Linked DNA regions of Homo sapiens: region 1 is linked to region 2. A link is a contact called in ENCODE Hi-C or POLR2A ChIA-PET data. All regions are on one chromosome and are shown on one strand. Each heading gives the region's core, a stretch centred on a gene start or an enhancer-like site at or near the end of the contact. The rest is flanking DNA. Distances are from core to core; before and after follow the strand shown.

Region 1 (7,234 bases), core at 3,201-5,700, 95 kb after region 2:
AGAACAATCCATGTAGTTGATTTTAGTTGTAAAATTATGTGGAAGACTTTTGCCATATGGGCCAAATGATATGAATAATTGTGGAATTTTTGTTTTAAATCTACCATGGTGTTATAAGTTTGTGGCAGGGAATATTTAAAACCACAGTTGGACACGTTTCTTTATGAACATCATAGCCACCATGCTCAGCTTTCCTTCTGCCATATGAGAATATTACAGTTTCCAAGCCTCAACCTGTAATTCCTTTCATTGGTTGACACTGTACCCTCAGGAATGTTTATAAAGTTATTTTTTGTATGTGGTGTTTTTTCTGTTCTCAAAAATTAAAATTATACTGTTTCCCAAAGTATACTTATGATTAATTGGCATCTTTTAAACTCTGTATTGGGAGGATTTTAACCCTGATCGGGAGCCAGATTAGTCTAAGACTTTTCATCATTTTAGGATTTCTTTTGTGTTTTTTTTTTCTTTAGACTGTCCAAGTGATTGTCCAGGCTCGGCTTGGTGAAAAGATTTGCACTCGTTCATCATCTTCTCCAACGGGTTCAGATTGGGTAAAATTCTATTATTTACTAAGGTGTATACTGTAGTGTTTGTCACAAGGAATGTGTAAAGTTCTCAAGTGCAATAATAAGTAATACCATTTATAGTATTATAAAAGTAAAATATCTAATTCCATTTGATCCATTTACTTGAAAAGGTTGTTCTTATTGTATGTTAATCCTGAATTTATTTGGTTCTTAACTTTCTGCTGTGATAGATGAAAAGCTTAGTCCTTGTAAGATAAAAATTGTGTCTTAGCTAATTTTTGTAATGATAATTACCTTTTTCAACTTGAGATTTGGGGCTTTGATGCAGGATTATCCCTTATGGGGAAGGGAGAAGTGAATGAATTGTCTTCCTTAATCAGCCACAGCAATACTTGCATTACCCAGCATACACTAATTTCTTTTTCCATAATGTTCCTGTGAGTGTTTCATGCAAAAGTCCCTTTTGTTTTCCAGTTCAACTTAGCAATCAAAGACATCCCAGAGGTTACACATGAAGCAAAGAAGGCACTGGCAGGACAGCTGCCTGCAGTCGGGAGGTCCATGTGTGTGGAGATTTCACTTAAGACTTCTGAGGTAAGGCTATGGCCAGGTTGGTGTCTTCATTTAGCACTGAAGGCTCCTCACACTCTGAGTCCAGTTCATTTCTCAGTCTTATTCCTGCCCCTTTCCTCTCTGATATTCTTATCATTCTCTGAGGGGGTCATAGTTTTTTTTGTTCTTTTTTGTTTGTTTGTTTTGTTTTGTTTTTTTGAGACTGAGTCTCGATCTGTCGCCCAGGCTGGAGTGCAGTGGAGCGATCTCGGCTCACTGCAACCTCTGCCTCCCAGGTTCAAGTGATTCTCCTGCCTCAGCCTCCTGAGTAGCTGGGATTACAGGTACATGCCACCATGCCTGGCTAATTTTTGTATTTTTAGTAGAGACAAGGTTTCGCCATGTTAAGTCAGGCTGATCTCGAATTCCTGACCTTGTGATCCGCCCGCATTGGCCTCCCAAAGTGCTGGGATTACAAGGGTGAGCCACTGCACCCACCCTGTTTTTTGTTTTTTGTTTTTGTTTTTGTTTTTGAGACAGAGTTTCACTCTTGTTGCCCAGGCTGGAGTACAGTGGCACGATCTTGACTCACTCCAGCCTCCGCTTCCTGGATTCAAGCGATTCTGCTGCTTTAGCCTCCCAAGTGGCTTGGATTACAGGAGCCTACCACCATGCCCAGCTAGTTTCTTTATTTTTAGTAGAGACAGGGTTTTGCTATTTTGGCCAGACTGGTGTTGAACTCCTGACCTCAGGTAATCCGCCCACTTTCGGCCTCCTAAAGTGCTGGGATTACAGGCGTGAGCTACTGCGCCTGGCCTGTTTTGTTTTTTGAGACAGGGTCTTGCTCAGTTACCCAGGCTGGAGTGCAGTGGCACAATCATGGCTCATTGCAGCCTCGACCTCCTAGGCTCAAACAGTCCTCCCACCTCAGCCTCCTGAGTAGCTGAGACTATAGGCATGCACCACCATGCCCAGCTAGTTTTTGTATTTTTTGTAGAGATGGGGTTTCACCATGTTGCCCAGGCTGGTCTCAAACTCCTGAGCTCAAGCGATCTGCCTGCCTCAGTCTCTCAGAGTGCTGGGATTACAGGGGTCGTGGTTTTTGAACTTATTATTCCAACCACTTGGTATAGGGTCTTTACCCTCTTGTTCACATGACATACTTCTGCTCATCCTTCAAGACTCGCGTGCTCTAGAAACTTTCCCCCTTTTAATGGGAGATATAACTGCAGTCTTAACTTAGACTTCATATGCTGCTTTGTTTATATTTGTTTCTAGAGTGTGACTTGCTGGGTGGTGGTGGTGGTTGCTTTTTGGGTTTTTGTTTTTTTTGTTTTTTTTTTTTGTTTTTTTTTTTTGAGACAGAGTCGCGTAGGTTGGAGCGCAGTGGCATGATCTCAGCTCACTGCAACCTCCGCCTCCCAGGTTCAAGCGATTCTCGTGCCTCAGCCTCCCGAGTAGCTGGGATTACAGGTGCGTGCCACCATGCCTGGCTATTTTTTGTATTTTTTGTAGAGACGAGGTTTCACCATGTTGGCCAGGCTGGTCTCGAACTCCTGACTTCAGGTGATCCACCTGCGTGGGCCTCCCAAAGTGCTAAGATTACAGACCTGAGCCACCATGCCCAGCCTGCTATTGTTCTGAGACTGGGTCTCACTCTGTCACCCAGGCTGGAGTGCAGTGGCGCAGTCATGGCTCACTGCAGCCTCAAATTCCTAGGTTCAGGGGATCCTCCCACCTCAGCCTTTCCAAGTAGCTGGGAGTATATGCTGCACCACCACACATGGCTAATGTTTAAAAAAAAAAAAAAATTTTGTAGAGACAGGGTCTCCCTGTACTGCCCAGGCTGGAGTGCAGTTCTGCTTATAGCTCACTGCAGCTTCAAACTCCTGGCCTCAACTGATCCTCCTGCCTCACACTCCAAAAGTGCCGGGATTATAGGAGTGAGCCACTTTGCCCAGCCTGTATTGTGAGTTTTAAAAAATGTTTTTGCTTGCCTTATTTCACATTAGGATTGATGCAGATACTGTTTCAATGTATTTTCACTGATAGATTATAAGGCTGTATGGTATAATGAAAGGTAAATAGAATTTGGAGCTACACAGAGCCAAGTTCAATCCCAGCTGAGTGACTTTAGCCAAATTACTTAACCCCACCCCCCCCAGCACTTTTTTTTCCTGCTCTGTTGCCCAGGCTGGAGTGCAGTGGCACGATCTTGGCTCACTGCAACCTTCCCCTCCTGGGTTCAAGCGATTCTCTTGTCTCAGCTTCCTGAGTAGCTGGGACTACAGGCACCCGCTACCACGCCCAGCTAATTTTTGTATTTTTAGTACAACTCCCAAAGTGCTGGGATTACAGGCGTGAGCCACCATGCCTGGCCCAGCAATTGTAATTCTGAAAATTTTCCCAAAGAAATTAATTGAGTTTGTGGGAGAAGTTTTAGTCTCAAGGTTGTTTATCACAATTTTTGCAGTAATGAAAATTAGAAACAACCTTTATGTTCACACTAAGATGAAGATACCCCCAAAAAAGAATAAAGAAACAACCTTGGCCGGGCGCAGTGGCTTACGCCTGTAATCCCAGCACTTTGGGAGGCCAAGGCAGGCAGATCACCAGGTCAGGAGATCCAGATCATCCTGGCTAACATGTGAAACCCCGTCTCTACTAAAAATACAAAAAATTAGCTGGCTGTGATGGCAGGCGCCTGTAGTCCCAGCTATTTAGGAGGCTGAGACAGGAGAATGGCGTGAACCCGGGAGGCGGAGCTTGCAGTGAGCCCAGATTGCACCACTGCACTCCAGCCTGGGCGACAGAGTGAGACTCTGTCTTTAAAAAAAAAAAAAAAAAAAAAAGAGAGAGAGAGAAACAACCTTTATGTCCAAGAATTGGAGGACTGGTTGGATAAAATGATAGTCATATGGTGGGATACTGTGGAACCATTTTAAATGATTTAGAATTTTTAATTATAAGGAAAATTCCATGACGTATTTATTAAGAAAAAACAAGTCATCAAAATAGCATATAGACTGTGATTGCCCTTTTATTTAGAGAAGAGGCTTGTTCGATTATAAGTTGATATCTATTCTTTTTTTTTTGCTTATCTATACCTTTTAATATTTTTATAGTGACTGTAATGCTTTGAAATTAAAAATTTTTTAAACAAATATTTTAAATTTGTCCTTTCTACAGGGAGATTCCATGGAGCTGGAAATATGGTGTCTTGAAATGAATGAAAAGTAAGTGCTGCGTCTTAGGGTCCTTGGTTGTGGTTGCTGAGGATAAAGTAGATGACATCATGTGAAAAGCAGGGCTTTGTTTTCAGAGTCAGGGAGGGCATTCTGACCACTTAACAAAGCCAATAGGTCTTTGCTACAATTTGCTTCATCCTTGGCTTCCAGCCTGGACACAGAGATGACCTTCAGAGGGAACATCAGTCCAGAGAGACTCAGATACTACAGGGAAAGGAGCAGCAGAAAAAGCTGAAAAGGCTTTGTTGTTTTCCCAGAGTACAGCTAGTTCTCTGATTAAATCCCTTGCGAGCTCTTGTAATATGACTACTCTGTTTTGTCTGTTTTCTGTGTGGCAGCCATCCAATAAGATTTCCCCTCCCTGCTCCTTTTTACAGACTGTATGGGTCATGGATTGGAAATGCATGTTATTTCCTTTCCCCATTTTCTTCTTTCAAGGCAGATTAGCTTATCTCTTGCCTGAAGCTTCAGTTTTCAACAAGAGTATATAGGAAAATTGAGGAAACATCAACACATCAAAAGAAAAATCTTAGTGATAAGTATATGTGGTGGACATTAATTTTCTTTATTGAATAAATGCAATTGCCAGGTTATGACCCAAAATTTTAGAGCCAAGCTGACTTTTCTGCAGACTTCTGTTAGATTATCGAGATAGACAGCTCATAGGATAGTACATGTTTGCACCTTCAGTGTATATAATTGCAGTATTTATTTATTTATATGTTTTCAGATGTGCTGCTTTATTTCTAAAAAAAAAATAACCACTTTGAAGCTAGAAAAAATATATTGGGTGCCTTTTGGTGCTCATTTGCCTGTGTCTAGTACATGAGAAAGTAAAACATTGGCTTACCTCAGTAATCTGTTGATAAAGGTGTAATTAGAGTTCTCTGGTTAGTCAGAACATGTCTTAATAATAAATTTGGTCTTGTGTAGCTCCAGCGCTAAATAGAAGAATGCTGACCATATCTTTGTGCCTGGCAGGTGTGATAAAGAAATCAAAGTTTCCTACACGGTGTACAACAGACTGTCATTGCTGCTGAAGTCCCTTCTTGCTATAACTAGGGTGACACCAGCCTATAGGCTCTCCAGGAAACAAGGGCATGAATATGTCATATTATACAGGTAAACAGCATAGATGGTCATCTTGATTCACTCATCAACCCCCTCACTTTGTACATTGTCTGGCATTTAGATGTTCTGTGATGATGTTTTGGACAGTTGGTTGGTTTGTTGGATTATTGATGCTGTCGCTTTCATGTGATCACTATCCAGCCTGCCTTATGAACCTCACCCTTCCAAAGCCACCAGGTTTATTATCCTTTTCTATATGCACAATCGTGATTCCTGTGGAATGGATGTTGAGGTCCTAGTGATAAACATCTTAGAGCTAGGGAAGGAAGTCAAGAGTTTTATTTATTTATTTATTTAGAGACGGAGTCTCGCTCCATCGCCCAGGTTAGAGTGCAATGGCGCGATCTTGGCCCATTGCAGCCTCTGCCTCCCGGGTTCAAGTGATTCTCCTGCCTTAGCCTCCCGAGTAGATGGGACTACAGGCACCCGCCACCATGCTCAGCTAATTTTTGTATTTTTAGTAGAGACAGGGTTTCACCATATTGGCCAGGCTGGTCTCGAGCTCCTGACCTTGTGATCTGCCTGCCTCAGCCTCCCAAAGTGCTGGGATTATAGGTGTGAGCCACGGCACCCGGCCTGGAAGTCAAGACTTTGAAAAACAGTCTATACTGGGAAGATTCCACAGTTTTCTGTATTCCAGGGTTAAATTAAAACTTTGTCTAACAAACTGTTAACTCAGTTTAAGTTTTTAATTAGTTGTCTGTGGATATAAAGAATGGGTCAACAGAGTATTTTCCTTGGAGCATTTCACCTCAGCACATTTATTGAGCACCTTTTTAGTGCAAGCATTGTGCCAGGAGAACTTAAGAACTATACAGAGGCCCAGCATTAGAGGTGGTTTAATGTAGTGAGGAAAACAATTTGATACATGTATAATTACTTTTAAAAAGCAGGATTTGAAAACTGCAAACCAGAATCAGGAAAAAAAGGTACTGAGAGAATATAGAAAGATAAAATTTGTTCTGGTTGGTAAACAGTGCAGTTCTTATGAAGGAAGTAGCATTCAAGCTAGCCTATTAGGGAAAGAGAATTTGAGCTGGTAAAAGTGAGGGAGAATAATTATTCCAGATGGAGAGTTCAGCAGCTAGCAAGGCACAGAAGTGGAGGGCAGGGTCAGAGCTCTGCTCAGATTGTCAGATGAACCAGAGTGGTGGAGTAGAGGGTATGTAGCAAAGTGTGAGAGAAGAGCTTGGAATGCTGGGGTCCCAAATCTACCAAAGATGCCTTTCTTTTGTATTTAGTGATAAGCCATTGGTTTAAGCCTTTGCCTTACATGTATAGAGCTGATTTTTAGACGAATAGTATAGCAAGATAGAGGGACCAAAGGAGGAGAGACTTATCTAGTTCTGTTGAAATAATCCGGTACCTGAGAATAGTTGTCATTTCCTTTAACTTTCTTAGCAATATCCTAGCAAGCCTAACCATGTCTATTTTTCTAGGTCTTTAATAAATTTTTGCCGTCTTCTCCGTAGTCTTCTGGTTTCAAGTTGTTTTATTTGAAAATTGCTAGACTTCTATTGAGATATATTAGAAAGATACCCTACTAAAATCATCGGCTTAGTTACCTAGGACTGCTAGTCCTTTTCATACCAGTGTTTAAAGTGTTCCTTTATTAGGTATCTCTGGAGTAATCATTACTGCTCACAGGGGCCGGACGCACGGCTGTAATCCCAGCACTTTGAGAGGCTGAGGTGGGTGGTCACTTGAGGTTAGGAGTTCGAGACAAGCCTGACAACATAGCGAAACACTGTCTCTACTAAAAATACAAAAAAT
Region 2 (7,626 bases), core at 4,853-7,352:
AATCCTATGTGAAATATAGCCATTTTCCTTACCTTGCCCTCCCATTTCATCCACCGGGTTTTATCTTCTACCAGCTCCTGCAGAAGCCGCTGAGCTCCCATGGCCCGAGCACCCCGTTCTCGCCCCCAGAGTATCCGGACAGCATTCTTTTCTGGGACAACCTTCATGGCGCTCAGTAGCCACTGTCACACCAGGCCCAGGAAATGAAGGAGCAAGTAACAGCTCCAACACACTGAAGCAGCTAAAATGAGGCCATACAGGTCCTTGTAAGTTGTCCTCATGGAAATCTTAAGGAACAAAGAATAATGTCAAAGAACGACTTCTGCAACGAGAAGCTTCTAATTGCAAATACAATTCTAGCTCAAAAGGGAAATTATACTTTTCCTATTTAATGACACTTTCTCAGAAAAGACCCTTCCTCCCAGAATTTTTCTTCCAAAAATATTTCATACTCTCATATTCTCCATAGCTCAACCTTGTAGCTAAAGAAAGGATCAGGCCAAGCACAGTGGCTCACGCCTGTAATCCCCGAACTTTGGGAAGCCAAGGAGATTGGATTGCTTGAGGTCAGGAGTTTGAGACAGCCTGGCCAACATGGTGAAACCCCGTCTCTACTAAAATACAAAAATTAGCCGGGTGTGGTGGCAGGCACCTGTAATCCCAGCTACTCATCAGACTGAAGCAGGAGAATTGCTTGAACCCAGGACGCAGAAGTTGCAGAGAGCTGAGATAGTGCCATTGCACTCCAGTGCCTGGGCGACAGAGCAAGACTCCATCTCAAAAAAAAAAAGATTATTTAGGAGTACCTTTCTCACTCATTTTCTCTTTCTCTTCTCCACTAAAGATCCAGGGTAGAGGACAGAGAAGGAAAGGGAAGGAAAAAAAAAAATCAGGCTCCTTTTCTCATCTACCACAAGACTTACAAGGAGAAAACTTCATCAGAAATTAAAATTCTACTAAAATGGCAACTAGCAGCACAATACACACAAGTGTAATGATTAAAGAACAAATTGTGGTCTATACAATGGACTATGTAAGCCTGATAAAATGGTATTTCAAAAGAATATCTACATATATACAGTGTTATCCACTGTGACATTGTTTCTTTAGCTCCACTATGAATGTTTTAAAAAATATAGGAAAGTTGAAAGAATGGTACAATAAACATACACTATTCTCCACCTAGACTCAAGAATTGTCAATATTTTGCCAAATTTGCCTCATCTATCTCCATGGATAGAGATATGGTTACATTGAGGTTGGTGTTTTTTTTGTATAATTTTGGAATTATTTCAGTAGGTATCAAGACACTTTAACCCTGCATATTTAATTCATTATGCAACTCCTAGGAAGAAGGATGTTCTGCCTCATAACCACAATAACAATACTATACCAATTATCATCTAATACTTCAATTATCATTCGAATTTTCCCCATTGTCCAAAAAATTTCATTTATGGTTGACTTAAAAAAAATCCAGACTCTAATCAAAACTCAAGCAACGACTTTGGACGTTTATGTCTCTTTAGTCTCCTTTATCCTAGAATGGCCTCCATGTTTTGTTTTGTTTATGTTTTCATTTATTTGTGACACTAGCTTTTCTTTCTTTTTTGGGGGGGGTGGGGGACAGAGTCTCACTCTGTGGCCCCAGTTGGAGTGCAACAGCGCAATCTCGGCTCACTGCAACCTCTGCCTCCTGGGTTCATGCAATTCTCCTGCCTCAGCCTCCGGAGTAGCTGGGATTACAGGCACCTGCCACCACACCCAGCTAATTTTTGTATTTTTAGTAAAGACCAGGTTTTGCCATGTTGGCCAGGCTGGTCTTGAACTCCTGACCTCAGGTGATCCACCCGCCTCAGCCTCCCAAAGTGCTGGGATTACAGGTGTGAGCTACTGCACCCAGCCGACACTAGCTTTTCTAAAAGATCAGGAGAGTTGACTTGTTAGAATGCCTTACATCCTAGACTCAACTGATTGTTTCCTCATAGTAGCATTTAGCTTGCCTCTCTATACCTTTATTTCCTGTAAACAGCAGGTTAGGTCTAAAACCTTCATTAGTTTAAATGTTTTTGGTGACAGTGCGTCACAGTTGATGTGCCTATATACCTCAAGGTGGAGTACATCAGGTGGCACATATTTTCAGACTGTACCATCATTAGTGATCATTTGTAGAAAGATGATTACTTGGTTGAGGTTGTTAAGAGCCAGACCTCTCTTTATAAAGGAATATCTCCCCCTTTACAATTAGCAATCTGTGGCAATTATTTGGCATCATGTAAATATCCTATTACTTCTCAACTTTTTACTTAATGGGTTAGCATTCATTGATGATTCTCTCTTGTACTTTTTTAATGGGGGGAGATGCTGAAAATATTCATTTTCTAATTCTATCATTATTTCTACATGTATTAGCTGGCTTTCTTGTACAAATAATAAATTTCCCTTAAAAATTGGTGCAGAGTAGTTACTACTTCTGTCTTATTGCTTACAATAGCAAAAACTGAGGATAACCAAGTGTCCATCTAAAGGGTACTGGATGACTAATCTATGGCAAGGAAGATTCTCTGGCTACTGATAAGAACAGATGTCCAGGCCAGGCGCAGTGGCTCACGCCTGTAATCCCAGCACTTTGGGAGGCCGAGACGGGCGGATCGCGAGGTCAGGAGATCGAGACCATCCTGGCTAACACAGTGAAACCGCGTCTCTACTAAAAATACAAAAAAAAAAAAAAAAAATAGCCAGACGTGGTGGCAGGAGACTGTAGTCCCAGCTACTCAGGAGGCTGAGGCAGGAGAATGGCATGAACCCGAGAGGCAGAGCTTGCAGTGAGCCAAGATCGCGCCACTGCACTCCAGCCTGGGCGACGGAGTGAGACTCCGCCTCAAAAAAAAAAAAAAAAAAAGAATAGATGTCCAAAATATATTGTCGAGAGAAAAAAAGCAAGGTACAAAACAATATATCGAGTAAAGCTACCTTTGAATAAGAAGAAAAACTAATGGTAACACGCTGGGGACTGGAGGGACTAGATAAATGGAAACAAAAATGGATTAATACCTGTCAGTGTTTTTGAAATGGAATTTTAGTTAGTTTGTGGGGACTTTATTTTTATTTTTTAAAGAAACAGGGTATCACTCTATCACCCAGGCTGGAGTGCGATGGTGCAATCATGGCTCACTGCAGCCTCAAAGTGCTGGGCTCAAGCAATCCTCCTGCCTCAGCCTCCAGAGTAGCTAACTTTTAAAATTATTTTAAAGATGGGGTCTCGCTATGTTGCCCAGGCTGGTGCAAACCACTGCACTAGGTGCTGAAATTTTAGTTTTTGAAAAAGGTAAATCTGTTATCTTTATCAAAAATTTTCTTTAAAATATTAAACGACACCAGGCGCGATGGCTCACGCCTGTAATCCCAGAACTTTGGGAGGCCAAGGTGGGCGGATCACCTGAGGTCAGGAGTTTGAGACCAGCCTGGCCAACATGGCAAAACCTACTCTACTAAAAATACAAAATTTACTCTACTAAAAAGACAAAAATTAGGCCAGGTGCAGTGGCTCATGCCTGTAATCTCAGCACTTTGGGAGGCCAAGGCAGACGGATCACCTGAGGTCAGGAGTTCGAGACCAGCCTGGTCAACATGGTGAAACCCCATCTCTACTAAAAATACAAAAATTAGCCAGGCGTGGTGGCAGGCACCAGTAATCCCAGCTACTTGGGAGGCTGAGGCTGGAGAATCGCTTGAACCCAGGAGGCGGAGGTTGTAGTGAGCCAAGATCGCACCACTGCACTCCGGCCTGGGTGACAGAGTGAAACTCCATCTCCAAAAAAAAATTAACCAATTAATTAATCAAAAAAATAAATTAAATTAAATATTAAATGAGGCCAGGCATGGTGGCTCACGCCTATAATCCCAGCACTTTGGAAGGCCGAGGCAGGCAGATCACTTGAGGTCAGGAATTCGGTATTAGCCTGGCCAACATGGCGAAACCCCATCTCTACTGAAAATACAAAAATTAGCCGGGCGTGGTGGTGCACACCTGTAATCCCAGCTACTTGGGAGGCTGAGGCACGAGAATTGCTTGAACCCAGGAGGCTGAGGCTGTAGTGAGCCAAGATGGCACCACTGCACTCCAGCTTGAGTGACAGAGTGAGACTCCATCTCAAAAAAAAAAAAAAAAAAAAAAAAAAAAAAAAAAAAAGGCCAGGCACGGTAGCTCACACCTGTAATCCCAGCACTTTGGGAGGCTGAGGTGGGTGGTAACAAGTTCAAGAGATCGAGACCATCCTGGCCAACATGGTGAAACCCCGTCTCTACTAAAAATACAAAAGTTAGCTAGGCGTGATGGTACGCGCCTGTAATCCCAGCTACTCAGGGGGCTGAGGCGGGAGAATCACTTGAACCCGGGAGGCGGAGGTTGCAGTGAGCCGTGCCATTGCACTCCAGCCTGGGCAACAGAGCGAGATTCTGTCTCAAAAAAAAAAAAAAAAAATTAAATTATGCGGTAAGTACATGTTAAGTGAAAAAAGAACACAAAATTCTATATGCAGTATTAATCCCAACTTTGTTTAAAAAATATTAGGAGAAAAAGGATACAAAAGAAATACAATAAATACTAACCATGGTTGTCTCTCAGTAGTGGCATTATTGGTGATTTAATAATTTTAATAGGCAAGTTTCTATTTTTTTTTCACTTTTTAATTTTAAAAATTATTATTACCAGAAGCCCAAACCTCATCACTCACTTTTTTTCTTTTTTGAGACAGAGTCTCGCTCCGTCACCCAGGCTGCAGTGCAGTGGGGCGATCTCGGCTCACTGCAACCTCTGCCTCCTGGGTTCAGGTAATTCTGTTTCAGCCTCCCGAGTAGCTGGGACTACAGGCGCCTGCCACCACACCCGGCTAATTTTTGTATTTTTAGTAGAGATAGGGTTTCACCATATTGGTCAGGCTGGTCTCGAACTCCTGACCTCAGGTGATCCACCCGCCTCAGCCTCCCAAAGTGCTGGGATTACAAGCGTGAGCCACCACGCCCGGCCACCATTCACTTTTTTAAAAAGTAATAACTATTTATTGTAAAAAGCCAAACAATAATTGGCTCTTTACATTTCACAAAAGGCTGCAATCTAAAGAGTACACAACCAGATGTATCCAAATACAGACAGAAAAAAACATTAACAGCCTGTGTTGAAGGAGTTCTCTCACTGGAGTACTAAGATGTAAAAGTCAGAAAGATTTCACAGCAAGAAAACACCAAGTTTGGCCAGGTGCAGTGGCTCACACCTGTAATCCCAGCACTTTGGGAGGCCAAGGCGGGCAGATCACAAGGTCAGAAGTTCGAGACCAGCCTGGCCAACATAGTGAAACCCTGTCTCTACTAAAAATACAAAAATTAGCCAGGCGTGGTAGCTCATGCCTGTAGTCCCAGCTACTTGGGAAGCTAAGTTGGGAGAATCGCTTGGACCTGGAAGGTGGAACTTTCAGTGAGCTGAGACCGTGCCATTGTACTTCAGCCTGGGTGACAGAGTGAGACTCCATCTCAAAAAAAAAACACAAAAACAAAAACAAAAAAACTCACCAAGTTCCTAGTCCTACACAGCACAGAGTTACCTAAGGAGTGACAAAGAAACAAATTCTAGCCTGTATCCTCATGATACAGCTCTCATCACTTATTAGTGCATAAATATGTACTGAAAATATCAACATTTTCAGGCCAACTTCCTGAATAGGCTAAGGATGAACTAACTGGAAGGAAATCATCTCCTTAGTAACCCTGACAACTCATAGATTAGGATCAGAAATCTAGACCTGAACCCAGGGTAGCCCTTCGGTCAAACTGCCACATAAGTGATTAATTACTAACCAGGAAAGTGCCAAAAATACAGTTCCTATTAGTTTACCTTAACCCTCTACTGCAATTCTTTTACCCAATATAAAAAAGTTCAGAAGAAACATCTTGAGAGTCCTTTGTCTTAACAGTGCAATATAAAGGCACTTTCAAAGAAATACACTTAAACCATTTATAATCTTACAAGGTGTGGTGGAAACAGCAGCAGTCCAATTCCTAAAAATAAAAAATAAAAAAAACCGACCTTCCGACCTCCTGTTACTCAAGAGGAACAATAAAATACAGGTCACAAGTACTGTATGACTCAGAAAACTGTGATGCAACCTCAGATTCCTACAGGATTCAGAAAGGGGAAAGAGTAGCTACAAATATCAATACCAAGAAAAAAATCAAAGGATCAGGATTACCAAACAACATTTCTATCAATTTCCAGGGACCTAAACACACTAACAGCTCAAACAAGAGAAAGCTTTACTGATGGGAAGAAGTCAGAGGGAGTAAAACAATTACACAATCTCTCTTTCATCTGAAGAAAAATATTTGCTGTTGCTTTAAAAGGATAAGGGACTTCTCTCCTGATATGCTCTTACCAGCCACCTGAGAAGAGATTTTACTCTGTTCCCTGTAAAGAACAAAGGGAGCTAAGTCAAACTGAAGTCACACAGGGCTGCTGATGAGGAGAAAATGCCAGTCAATTGTGTTTTTCATTCCTCTTTTAAAAAGGAAGAAGAAACAAGTTTCCCAATCTGTCCCTTAAAGTAAAGCAGACTGAGACAAAGGTTACCAACAATAGTCTTTGTGATACCGTCACACAGTCCCCAAAATCAATTCTCAATCACCAAAAGCTTATCCAAGTAGAAGCAAAAGACATGGCTAGGATATGTACATAAGACAAATGCCGGTCAGGCATGGTGGGAGGCCAAGGTGGGAAGGTTGCTTGAGTCCAGGAGGTCAAGACTACAGTGAGCCATGATTGCACCGCTGCACTCTTCAGCCCAGGTAATAGAGTGAGACCCTGTCTTAAAAAAACAAACAAACAAACAAAAAGACAAATGCCAAGATTCCATCCCATTTCCACACACACATACTCCCACTCCCAATAACATGACTGAGTACTCTCCAAAGGTGAGAAGGCAATCACCTTTCCAGATTTTCTCTATTTAATTCTAAGAGACAATTATATTTAACAACTACTCATAAAAACCATCTAGAGAGTATGCCACAACCCAGTGGGAATTAGAAGTTAGATTTAGAGGTTCCTTGTGCAATCTGATTATCTTATGCCAGGAATTTTACTCCACCTTCTAGCTATACGACTTTGGGGATACTTAACCTCTTTGAGGCTTCGTTTCCTCCTCTGTAAAACATGATCACAATGTCTGCTTCATAGGGTTGTTATGAGACTCCAAATAAGAAAACAGCTGTGGAAATATGAATCTTGTTTCTGTTGTTTTTATTACTATTGAATCCTCTCTGAGGTTCACTATGGTTTCCCTCACCAAACAATAGGGCCAACTGAAACCCCAGAGACACCACAATTCCCAAGAGTAGCAGATTTCTAAGAATTATGTCAAAGGCTGTTACCAGAAAACAAAGTAAAAAGTGCTCAGGGAGAAAATAAAGTATGTTTATGTGGCAAAAATAATTCATTGTGATTTGGGCTCCCTCTACATAGTTTAGTAAAGTGAATTAAAAACCAGAACCAACAATTTATAGCTGTATCTAAAACCTGACTAATAATTCATACCCCAAATCTTCCCCTTCCTATTGCATTTAGGAGTGTGATTC

The links. Hi-C counts contacts between places; a loop is a spot of excess contacts on that map. ChIA-PET counts read pairs that join two places held with the same protein, here RNA polymerase II (POLR2A). Pooled maps may share reads with other maps.
Region 1: a pooled map shows a loop between it and region 2 (2.4-fold over the local background). The contact joins two enhancer-like sites. A Hi-C loop is called at or near these places in 2 of 50 pooled maps. POLR2A ChIA-PET finds 5 or more read pairs at or near these places in 9 of 52 experiments (GM12878, PC-9, Panc1 and 5 more).

Annotation. Positions count from the first base shown.
Region 1 is chr11:46,644,866-46,652,099 of GRCh38, forward strand. It overlaps ATG13 (autophagy related 13), which reads left to right. Exons shown (of 19, transcript NM_001346311.2): 4 at 474-554; 5 at 1,005-1,124; 6 at 4,272-4,318; 7 at 5,312-5,452. Among named protein-coding and RNA genes, the nearest start is that of ATG13, 31 kb to the left of the region's middle. Within about 2 kb of position 4,451, at least 14 of the 41 ENCODE cell types and tissues checked have a DNase peak (open chromatin) inside an H3K27ac peak, as active enhancers do.
Region 2 is chr11:46,548,214-46,555,839 of GRCh38, forward strand. AMBRA1 (autophagy and beclin 1 regulator 1) reads right to left here. Exons shown (of 18, transcript NM_001387011.1): 2 at 33-287. The coding sequence starts at 167. Among named protein-coding and RNA genes, the nearest start is that of AMBRA1, 42 kb to the right of the region's middle. Within about 2 kb of position 6,103, at least 12 of the 41 ENCODE cell types and tissues checked have a DNase peak (open chromatin) inside an H3K27ac peak, as active enhancers do.